Linked DNA regions of Homo sapiens: region 1 is linked to region 2. A link is a loop called in an ENCODE intact Hi-C map of the cell type or tissue named here. Cell type or tissue: mammary epithelial cell. All regions are shown on one strand. Each heading gives the region's core, and the rest is flanking DNA. Links, peaks and the distances in the headings are about the cores only. Region 1 overlaps SLC35D4 (solute carrier family 35 member D4). Region 2 overlaps RBBP8-AS1 (RBBP8 antisense RNA 1).

Region 1 (5,374 bases), core at 276-5,275, 600 kb before region 2:
ATGAACAGTTAACCAATCATTTAGGGTCCAGATTGTATTTATTTAAAAAAATTTATTTATATATTTATTTAGAGACAGAGTCTTGCTCTGTTGCCCAGGCTTGAGTACAGTGGTGCAGTCATGGCTTACTGTAGCCTGCAACTCCTAGGTTTAAGAGATCCTCCTGCCTCAGCCTCCTGAGTAGCTGAAACTATAGGTGTGAGCCATCATGCTGGCTAATTTTTAAAACTTTTGTAGAGACAGCATCTCACTATGTTGCCCAGGTAGGTCTCAAACTCCTGGCCTCAAGCAGTCCTCCTGATGGCCTCTCAAAGTGCTGGGATTACAGGCATGAGCCACCATGCCTGGCCATACATTTTATTTATTTATTTTAGAGACAGGATCTTGCTATATTGTCCATGATGGCGTCAAACTCCTGGGCTCAGGTGATCCTCCCATCTGTTTCTGAAGTAGCTGGGACTACAGGTGTGTGCCATTGTGTCTGGCTGTACTTAAATTTTTTTTTTTTTTGAGATGGAGTTTCGCTCTGTCACCCAAGCTGGAGTGCAGTGGCGTGATCTTGGCTCATTGCAACCTCTGCCTGCGGGGTTCAAGCGACTCTCTTGCCTCAGCCCCCCGGGAAGCTGGGATTACAGGTGGGCACCACCACACCTGGCTTATTTTTCTACTTTTAGAAGAGACGAGATTTCGCCATGTTGGTCAGGCTGGTCTTGAACTCCTGACCTCAGGTGATCCACCCGCCTAGGCCTCCCAAAGTGCTGGGATTACAGGCATGAGCCACCGTGCCCTGCCCCAACTCTCTCTCTCTTTCTCTCTTTCCCCTTCCTGCCTGCCTGCCTGCCTGCCTGCCTTCCTTCCTTCCTTCCTTCCTTCCTTCCTTCCTTCCTCCTTTCCTTTTTCTTTTTCTTTTTTTTCTTTTCTTTCTTTTTGAGACAGAGTCTCACTCTGTTGCTCAGGCTGGAGTGCAGTGGCTTGATCTCAGCTCACTGCAACCTCTGCTGCCCTGTTCAAGCGATTCTCCTGCCTCAGCCTCTTGGGTAGCTGGGGTTACAGGCTCCTGCCACCATGCCCGGCTAATTTTTGTATTTTCAGTAGAGACGGGGTTTCGCCATCTTGGCCAGGCTGGTCTGGAACTCCTGACCTCATGATCCACCTGCCTCGGCCTCCCAAAGTGCTGGGATTACAGGCGTGAGCCACCGCGCCCAGCCCTCTTTTTTTTTTTTTTTAATTTTTTTTTTTGAGGCGGAGCCTCCCTCTGTCGCCCAGGCTGAAGTGCAGTGGGATGGTCTTGGCTCACTGCAAGCTCCGCCTCCCAGGTTCAAGCACTTCTCCCGCCTCAGTCTCCCAAGTAGCTGGGGCTACAGGCGTGCATCACCATGCCTGGCTAATTTTTTATTTTTATTTTTATTTTTTTATTTTTAGTAGAGACAGGGTTTCACCGTGTTGGCCAGGCTGGTCTCGAACTCCTGACCTCAGGTGATCTACCCACCTCAGCCTCCCAAAGTACTGGGATTACAGGTGTGAGCCACCATGCCTGGCCAACTCTATTTCTTAATACTAACATTGCCTCTGTTCTGTGCTTTTCCTGCAGTCCATCTCCTGAGGCTCACTCAGCGACACATCTAGCCTTGGTCCTCCCAGGAAGGGGTGAGGTAGATAAGGTGGTGCTGGAGGAGGCAACTGCCCTTACAGTGGAGGGTACAGGGTAACAGCCCCTAACACTGCGGCAGGGTCAAAACCTGACCACCTGGTGGGGAAGGAGAGCAGTGGCCTTTCAAACACTGTGGTGTTGGGAGCTGTAGACTGGTTTCTTTGAAGCTCTTATTGGGCTTTAGGGATTGTCAGAACCTTACTGAAGATGACAAGATTTCCATTTCAGCATAAACTAGATTACATGTTGAGAATCTTGGATCAGAAAAAAAATGAAACATGAAGTGGGAAGAAGTGATGATTCTGCATGATCAGAGAGCTGGGAAGAACCAGTGATGAAAGTGCCTTGAGAAATGGAGCTTGAGGCTGGGCACGGTGGCTCACGCCTGTAATCCCAACACTCTGGGAGTCTGAGGCAGGAAGATTGCTTGAGCCCAGAAGTTTGAGACCAACCTGGGCAACATAGTGAGACCCCATCTCTTTAAACAAAACAAAAAAAAAGAACTTTACGGAAACCCAGTGGTCACATGGTCCTTTGTGTATAGCCCAGGGCACTGTCTAGTGTGTGAAGCCTTGAGCATCTCAGCTAGTAAGGTCCAGAGGTTGGGACTCAGACTGCCTTATTCTAAATTGGGCCAACAGATGTGCCAGGAGTAAATATGTTAGCCTTGTGGGCTCTTCTATCTCTGTTGCAGCTACTCAGCTCTGCTGTTAGAGCATAGAAATAGCAACAGACAATACATAAACGGTTGGGTGTGACAGTGTGCCGATAAAATGCTATTTTCAGAAACAGGCAGCAGGTGGGGTTTGGTCTATGGGCCATAGTTCTTTGACTCCATCTCTAAATTATGCTCTGTGAGAAACTGTCATCACAGGACTCTTGGGTTCAAGAAATATTAGGGCTGGACTTCGTCAAGGGAATGTGATCCTCTCTGAGTCAGGAGGAAGAGTGAAGAATGAAAGAGAAAAGTCTAAGGAAAGTGAGAAGAAGGGAGAAAGGGGGCAGTAAGACTGACAAGCATAGTCACCAGTAGTGGACCAAAAAAAAAGAAAAAGAAAAAGAAATCTAGGGGTCTTCTATAATTAGTGATGTAATATGCAGAAATCCTTTCCAACTTTAAAGAAAATACTGACTTTACATTTGTAAGGTATTAGTATTTTAGGCAATTCCAGTAGTCAACATGAACCTTGGTTTCTTTTTGTTTGTTTGTTTTTTGAGACAGAGTCTTGCTCTGTTGTCCAGGCTAGAGTGCAGTGGCATGATCTTGGCTCTGCAACCTCCACCTCCTGGGTTCAAGGGATCCTCCTGCCTCAGCCTCCCAAGTAGCTGGGATTACAGGTGCATGCCACCATGCCTGGCTAATTTCGTATTTTTAGTAGAGACAGGATTTCACCATGTTGGCCAGGCTGACCTCGAACTCCTGACCTCAAGTGATCCTCCCGCCTCGGCCTCCCAAAATGTTAGGATTACAGGCGTAAGCCACCATGCCTGGCCTCTTGCTGTTTTATTTTCATGTTTGGAAACTATTTTTTGGTCCACTAGGTGTCAGTGTAACATAGAATTTTCAAAAATTCAGCTTCAGGAGCCTTTTCAGCACCCATGAAGAGCTAAACTGCAAATTGTTTTCAGGGAGTAGATGTTCTCTCAATAATGCATGCTCTATTTGAAAAACAAATAATTTAATTTAATTAGCCTTCATCTCAATAACGACAGTTTTGTAAACCGTGCCAACAGACTTTTGTTAGCTTCTTATAAAATGCTTTGTTCATCAGGGTTCTTAGGGATGACAGAGTGTGTATGGAAACAAAAAACAGGCCCATGATTCAAACAAGATGCAGTATTTGTGCTTATAAATAGTTAAGAAAGATCATCTATTACCACAGTTTTCAAATTAGACCCCTTGGCAAATAGTCCTTCAACATGGTAAGGTCTGCAGTCTTTGTGGCTAGGAGTTGCTGGGAGACCCTACAGCACACACCTTTCTTTCTTTCTTTCTTTCTTTCTTTCTTTCTTTCTTTCTTTCTTTCTTTCTTTCTTTCTTTCTTTCTATCTCTTTCTTTCTTTTTTCTTTCTTTCTTTATCCTTCTTTTTCTGTCTGTCTTTCTTTCTTCTTTCTCTCTCCATTCCCTTCTCTCTGCCTTCCCTTCTCTCTCCCTTCTCTTCTCTCCCTTCCCTTCTCTCCCTTCTCTTCCCTTTCCCTTCCCTTCTCTTCCCTTTCCCTTCCCTCCTCTTCCCTTTCCCCTCCCTTCTCTCTCCCTTCCCTTCTCTCTCCCTGCCCTTCCCTTCCCTTCCCCTTCCCTTCCCTCCCCTCCCCTCTCTTTCTTTCCTTCCTTCTCTTTCTCTCCTTCCTTCCTTCCCTCCTTCCCTCCTTCCCTCCTTCCTTCCTTCCTTCCTTCTTTCTTCTGTAGCTCAGTATCTCCCTAGAGGCCCGCACACCACAGAGACCTGAGATCCCACCAGGACCATCTCAGGATTTAATTCCATCTTGCCTCCTTTGTGGGCCAGCAGGACAATGAAAGAATAAACCAGCACAGGAGGCCCAGATGGCACCAGCTGAAGAATTAGAGGTGGGGAATTGTTGCATTAGTTGCATGTGCCTAGTTTGTTCCTAATGTTCAGGCCTCTGGCTATCCTAGAATCAGACAGCATTAGATCTGTAAAGGAGGGCAGGTCATTACAACCTCTCTGGAAGGTGATTTGGTACCCAGTTATGAACTTTTTTCTTTTTGTTTTTGAGATGGAGTCTCACTTGTGTCGCCCAGGCTGGAGTGCAGTGGTGCGATCTTGGCCCACTGTAGCCTCTGCCTCTCAGGTTCAAGCAATTATCGTGCCTCAGTCTCCCGAGTAGCTGGCACTACAGGCGCCCGCCATGATGCCCGGCTACTTTTTGTATTTTTAGGGGTTTCACCATGTTGTCTAGGCTCGTCTTGAACTCCTGACCTCAGGTGATCTGCCCGTCTCAGCCTCCCAAAGTGCTGGGATTACAGGCGTGAGCCACTACGCCCAGCCCCCAGCCCCCAGTTACGAACTTTAATGCACCTTTTTTTTTTTTTTGAGACAGAGTCTCGCTCTTTTGCCCAGGCTGGAGTGCAGTAGCGTGATCTCGGCTCACTGCAAGCTCTGCCTCCCGGGTTCATGCCATTCTCCTGCCTCAGCCTCCCAGAGTAGCTGGGACTACAGGCGCCCACCACCGCACCCGGATAATTTTTTGTATTTTTAGTAGAGATAGGGTTTCACTGTGTTAGCCAGGATGGTCTCGATCTGACCTCGTGATCCGCCCACCTCGGCCTCCCAAAGTGCTGGGATTATAGGCCTGAGCCACCGCGCCCGGCCTAATGCACATATCTTTTAATAGCATTTCCACTTCAGGGAATTTATCCTACATATCGCAAAAACACCATGATATGAGACAAGAATACAGTTGACCCTTGGTATATGTGGGGGACTGCTTCTAGGTTCCCTCTCATAACCAGATTTCCAGGTGCTTAAGTTCCTGATATAAAACAGCACAGTATTTGCACATAACCTACACATGTCATCCCATATACGTTAAATCATCTCTAGATTACAACGTAAATGCTACGTCAGTAGTAGTTACGCTGTATTGTTTAGAGAATAATGGCAAGAGAAAGGTCTGTCTATGTTCAATACAGATACAACCATCCTCTTTTTTTTTTTTTTTTTTTAAGAGACGGAGTCTTGCTCTGTCGCCCAGGCTGGAGT
Region 2 (5,374 bases), core at 250-5,249:
CAGTGGCTGCTGCCATCACGTCGGCTGCAGCAGGGAGGAGCAGCTGGGGCTGCACACTCCATGGAGCGGGTGGGAGCCACGCCCTTTCTGAGTTGGGGTGGGAGCTCCCTCGGTGCCGCTGCCCCTGCCCGAATTGTGGCTGCAGACCCAGGCCTCCTGCTCTATGGAGCAGGCAGAAGACCTGCCCTCCTGGGTGGGGCTATAGCCACCCAAACTGCAGCTATGGATCGGAGCCTCCCAGTGATCTTGGGTGGGGGCCGGAAACAGGCAGGATCTGCCCTCCTGGGTGCAGCTGCAGCAGCCAGACCCGAGGCTGCAGACCTGGGCCTCCTGTTTCATGGAGCAGGAGCCGGGACAAGCAGGAGCCCAGCCCATTTCCGAGTTGATGGGGCTGGAGCTCCCGCTCTCCTAGGCGCAGGAGGACCCTGGCATCCCTGCAGCCTGTACCTTGGGGGCCCCAGGAAAAACCCTCCCTTCTCCTTTCCCAGTGTCTGCTGGGATATCTGAGTGGGGTTGGGGCCGAGCCCTGGGCCTTGAATGGCAGCGAGAGGCAGAGTCCTGGGTGGAAGGGGGCAGCCCGCATTAAGGCCCCACCTTCAGGCTGGGAAGGGCCTGAAGGCTTGGATCTGGGCTGCCAGTCCTGTGGATGGGAGTGGGGACTCGTGGTGCCTCTTCTGGACCACCCATGGCTGCCCATGGACCAATAGGCACACACTTCCTCCCCTCTGAGGTCCATAAAAGCCCTGGGCTCAGCCAGAGCAGGGCAGAGGATGGCCAGAGGAACAAAGAGGGGAGAGAAAGAGAGGATGGGACGACCAGCTGTAGAGAGGAGCTATTCTCTCTGCTGATAGCTGCAGATGATGGGATGACCAGTTGCAGAGAGGAGTTATCCTCTCTGCTGAGAGCTGCAGAGACGACTTGCTGGCAGAGAGGAGCCGTCATCTCCAGGGCCTCCTCTCTGGGGGAGAGCTGCAGAGCTGCAGACATCAGGATGACCAGTTGCAGAGAGGAGCTATCCTCTCCAGGGCCACCTCTCTGCTGAGAACTGAAAACTCCATAGATGACCTGCCTACAGAGAGGAGCTACCCACTGCAGGTCTCCTCTGAGCTGTTGTAACACTCAGTAAAGCTCATTTTTGTCTTGTTCACCCTTCACTTGTCTGCATACTTCATTCTTCCTGGATTCAGGACAAGAGCTTGGGCAAAGGTGCTGTGGCCACAGAGGTTTCTGGCCAGAAAATTGACACCCCAAAGATCCCATAACACCAGGACATGACTTCTGATGTTTCTTCTGATCCTTGCACATTTTCATTCCTCAGGAAGGAGGCACCTGTCCCCTTACTCTGACCTGAAGCCTTGTAAGATTATCAGCATGCAGCCGGGCGCAGTGGCTCATGCCTGTAATCCTAGCACTTTGGGAGGCCAAGGCGGGCAGATCACGAGGTCAAGAGATCGAGACCATCCTGGCCAACATGGTGAAATCCCGTCTCTACTAAAAATACAGATGGGCGTGGTGGCACGTGCCTGTAGTCCCAGCTACTCAGGAGGTTGAGGCAGGAAGATCACTTGAACCTGGGAAGCAGAGGTTGCAGTGAGCCGAGATTGCACCACTGCACTCCAGCCTGGCAACAGAGCGAGACTCTGTATCAAAAAAAAAAAAAAAAAAAAAAGATTATCAGCGTGACTGTTCCTCACTCAAGTTCCCACCAATGTGGGAGAACCAGACATCCTGATTCTGAATTATTTTTGCCCACGTTATTTCCCAGGACTGAGTTGAGTAGTTACAGGCAGATGTTTAGGCATTGGGTCACATGGATGTGGAATGTTATGCTACCTTTGACTTATTCTGTTTATTTATTTAAGTACATAGAATTGGATTAATTATAGTCCTTGCTTCATAAAATATTATTGTCATTGTTTCATGAATGGCCTTCTTATTTTATTTGCTTATTTATGCTTTTAGAATATAATGGATGCTACTCATTCGAGAACTAAAATATTACCAATAATTTATATCTACCTATATATATATTTTTTTCTATTTTTTTTTAACTTCTCCTTTCACTGATGACAGTCCTTTGCAGCTATGGGGTGGATATCTTTACTTAAATATAATCCAGTTTACATAAAAAAACCTTCAGGCATCAAACTTCCAGGTGCAGCCATTCATAAAGACAGTTTCATGACTTATATAATGGAGAACTAAAGACCTGGTGTGGGATTTCCACTAGACAGAGGTGTCATTGAGAATCGGAACAGTTGCTGGGTGTGATGGCTCATGCCTATAATCCCAGCACTTTGGGAGGCTGAGGTGAGAGGATTACTTGAGCCCAGGAGCTGGAGACCAGCCTGGGCAACATGGTGAGACCTCCATCTCTATAAAAAAAACAACAAAAAGAATTGGAACAGTTATTATTTTGACCTTACTTGGTAGGGGCACATTGGTGTGGCATTGCAAGAATGCTGCCTAATGCATCGGCACTCATAAAAGACAAAGACAGTAAAAGCTGGCTTGTGTGTTTACTTTTATAAATCGGAGTTATTTAAGGGTCAGAAATGCTTTGAACGTTTACAAATTAGAACTATATTTCTCCTGTAATACAATGCAGAGGAAGTATGATTCATATAAATCTTCCTTTATGTTTCATATTGGCCCTGGATTACCTGCTGGTTAATTCGCTTTTAGTCTGAACAATAAATTCAAATAAAGACTTTCTTTTTCTTGAAATTATGTTTCTGACCATGTAAGACAAATTAGTAAAGGAGCCCTTTAGTTTAGTGATTTAGTGGTTTGTTGATCTAGACCAGCTGAGGAATTTTTTTCCCCTACACCTGGCTGTAGTCTTAGGTTCTTGCCTGAGCTTGCCTGGGTCTGGAAAGAAAATTCTGCCTTGCTCTACAAAGCATTTCTCCATATTGTTGCTCCTCCAGGAAAGGCAACTTTCTAGTTTAGGAGATTTCACTCAGGCTAGAGCTTTTCTTGAACGTAACAATTACCTGACAATGTCTGCAGAATTAGAGCTGAATTCTGTCCTTGGCAAAGCAGGTAATTATAAATAATTTGGGAAGGAAAAGACCATGATCGTTATTAATAGCATTTTCTCTTTATATCTTCAAGAAGTGCAGTTATTAATAATTGAGATTTCCTCCTTTGATTGACGTCTGTAAAAACATCTATTCAGTGAGGTTTAGTCTTTAACGTCGCTGCAAAGAGTGTCCCTGCTCAGCTCAGTCAATTAGCACCACCTAGTGTATCACATGTGCAGAAACTCAAGACCAACTCCAGTACAAAACATCCAAAAAAGTTCTTTGGACCTTTGGGGAAGTTATAAATATGGTCATCTAGGACATATTCCTTTGCGAATCATAATTGCAACATCAATATTTTTTATAAAGATGAAAACAATGAAAATAAGAGCATATGTCAAAGAAAAGAATAAATGAGCACCAAAATTATGTGAGAGGATATGTGTGGGGAGCCTGAGAATGGGTATCAGCACTTGTTGGATGCCTACTGTGTACCAGGCTGCATGCTTTGCTTAAATTTTTTTGAAAGGGAGGGAGTAGAGAGTTGGGTTTTTAAATTTTAATTTCACCAACATTTTCTTTTGGTGCAGATGAATGATAAAATGGGCTGATATTTCGTGACTCCAGGTTTTTTTTTCAGAACCTGCTAAGTCACTGTTGAAGGTAATTCTACTTCTACATACATCTCTTGCACAGCTAGTGAACAGAGGCACTGACAGCCCTTTGTTCCAGACAACCTTTCCAAGGATGTTTTATAGTGAAAAGTCTTGGAAAAAAGAGATAGTGTCTTCCTCCAGAGTAGAGCTTTGCTTTTGTTCAGTATGTCTCTCTCTGGAGCAAAGGTTAAGCAGGTTTGCTTGCAGCCCATTATAAGATTTGGGTTTCCTAAGCTTGAGATTACTCAACTGTGATAGAAACCCATAGTGTATACAGCACCAACCTGGGAATCTCTACTTTGCCCCTGTGTGACCTGATGGGCAAGGGAAACTGATGCAAGCATGAAGTTCATGCTGCTTCCTGTGGCTTAGGTAATAAAATCCTTTTCCCTGATCCAGGAATCTTGCATCTTCTAACAGCATCCATAAAACAAGTTAGCTTGCCAGTAGGGTAAAGCCTCAGACACTTGCATTTCTTGACAGTTACCATCCCAATTGCCAGACACCTGGTTCCCACAGTCATGTAGCACCCGCCCTTCCCTATCTTGCAGAAGGAGGGCATCCCGGTTGACCATGCCATTGTTCTGACCACAGTCCTGTTCCGTTAAACAAAACCAGATACTAAATAATCCAAATATTAAAAAACTGAACCAGCAGATGATTAGGCACATAATACATAACATTTACATTATGCATCAACTAACAAGCAAAATAACCAGCTAACATCATAATGACAGGATCAAATTCACACATAACAATATTAACCTTAAATGTAAATGGGCTAAATCCTCCAATTAAAAGACATAGACTGGCAAATTGGATAAAGAGTCAAGAACCATCAGTGTGCTGTATTCAGGAAACCCATCTCACGTGCAGAGACACACATAGGCTCAAAATAAAGGGATGCAGGAATATATACCAAGCAAACAAAAAGGCAGGGGTTGCTATCCTAGTCTCTGATAAAACAGACTTTAAACCAACAAAGATCAAAAGAGACAAAGAAGACCATTACATAATGGTAAAGATATCAATTCAACAAGAAGCGCTAACTATCCTAAATATATATGCATCCAATACAGGAACACCCAGATTCATAAAGCAAGTTCTTAGAGACTTACAAATAGACATAGACTCCCATGCAATAATAATGGGAGACTTTAACACCCCACTGTCAACATTAGACAGATCAATGAGACAAAAAGTTAACAAGGATATCCAGGAATTGAATTCAGCTCTGCACCAAGAAGATCTAATAGACATCTACACAATTCTCCACCCCAAATCAACAGAATATACATTCTTCTCAGCACCACACCGCACCTATTCCAAAATTGACCACATAGTTGGAAGTAAAGCACTCCTCAGCAAAAGTAAAAGAGCAGAAATTATAACAAACTGTATCTCAGACCACAGTGCAATCAAACTAGAACTCAGGATTAAGAAACTCACTCAAAACCACTCAACTACATGGAAACTGAACAACCTGCTCCTGAATGACTACTGGGTACATAACAAAATGAAGGCAGAAATAAAGATGTTCTTTGAAACCAATGAGAACAAAGACACAACATACCAGAATCTCTGGGACACATTTAAAGCAGTGTGTAGAGGGAAATTTATAGCACTAAATGCCCACAAGAGAAAGCAGAAAAGATCTAAAATTGACACCCTAACATCACAATTAAAAGAACT

The links. Peaks named below come from ENCODE experiments on the same cell type or tissue, not always from the same donor. Only the 100,000 strongest peaks of a DNase experiment are listed, where the experiment ranks them.
Region 1: it touches region 2 in a loop (6-fold over the local background); 24 of 110 quality-filtered maps call a loop at or near these places.

What each region holds. Positions count from the first base shown.
Region 1 is chr18:23,409,809-23,415,182 of GRCh38, reverse strand. All of the region lies in intron 3 of SLC35D4 (solute carrier family 35 member D4), which reads left to right. Among named protein-coding and RNA genes, the nearest start is that of SLC35D4, 25 kb to the left of the region's middle. In mammary epithelial cell, for the core only: a CTCF peak has its summit at 3,184 (motif pointing right); no DNase peak of the experiment used is centred there.
Region 2 is chr18:22,811,697-22,817,070 of GRCh38, reverse strand. The region is part of intron 2 of RBBP8-AS1 (RBBP8 antisense RNA 1); the gene reads left to right. All of the region lies in intron 1 of LOC124904263 (a long non-coding RNA gene), which reads right to left. Among named protein-coding and RNA genes, the nearest start is that of RBBP8, 120 kb to the left of the region's middle. In mammary epithelial cell, for the core only: a CTCF peak has its summit at 3,246 (motif pointing left); a DNase peak (open chromatin) is centred at 2,850; H3K4me3 peaks cover 239 bases; H3K27ac peaks cover 1,150 bases.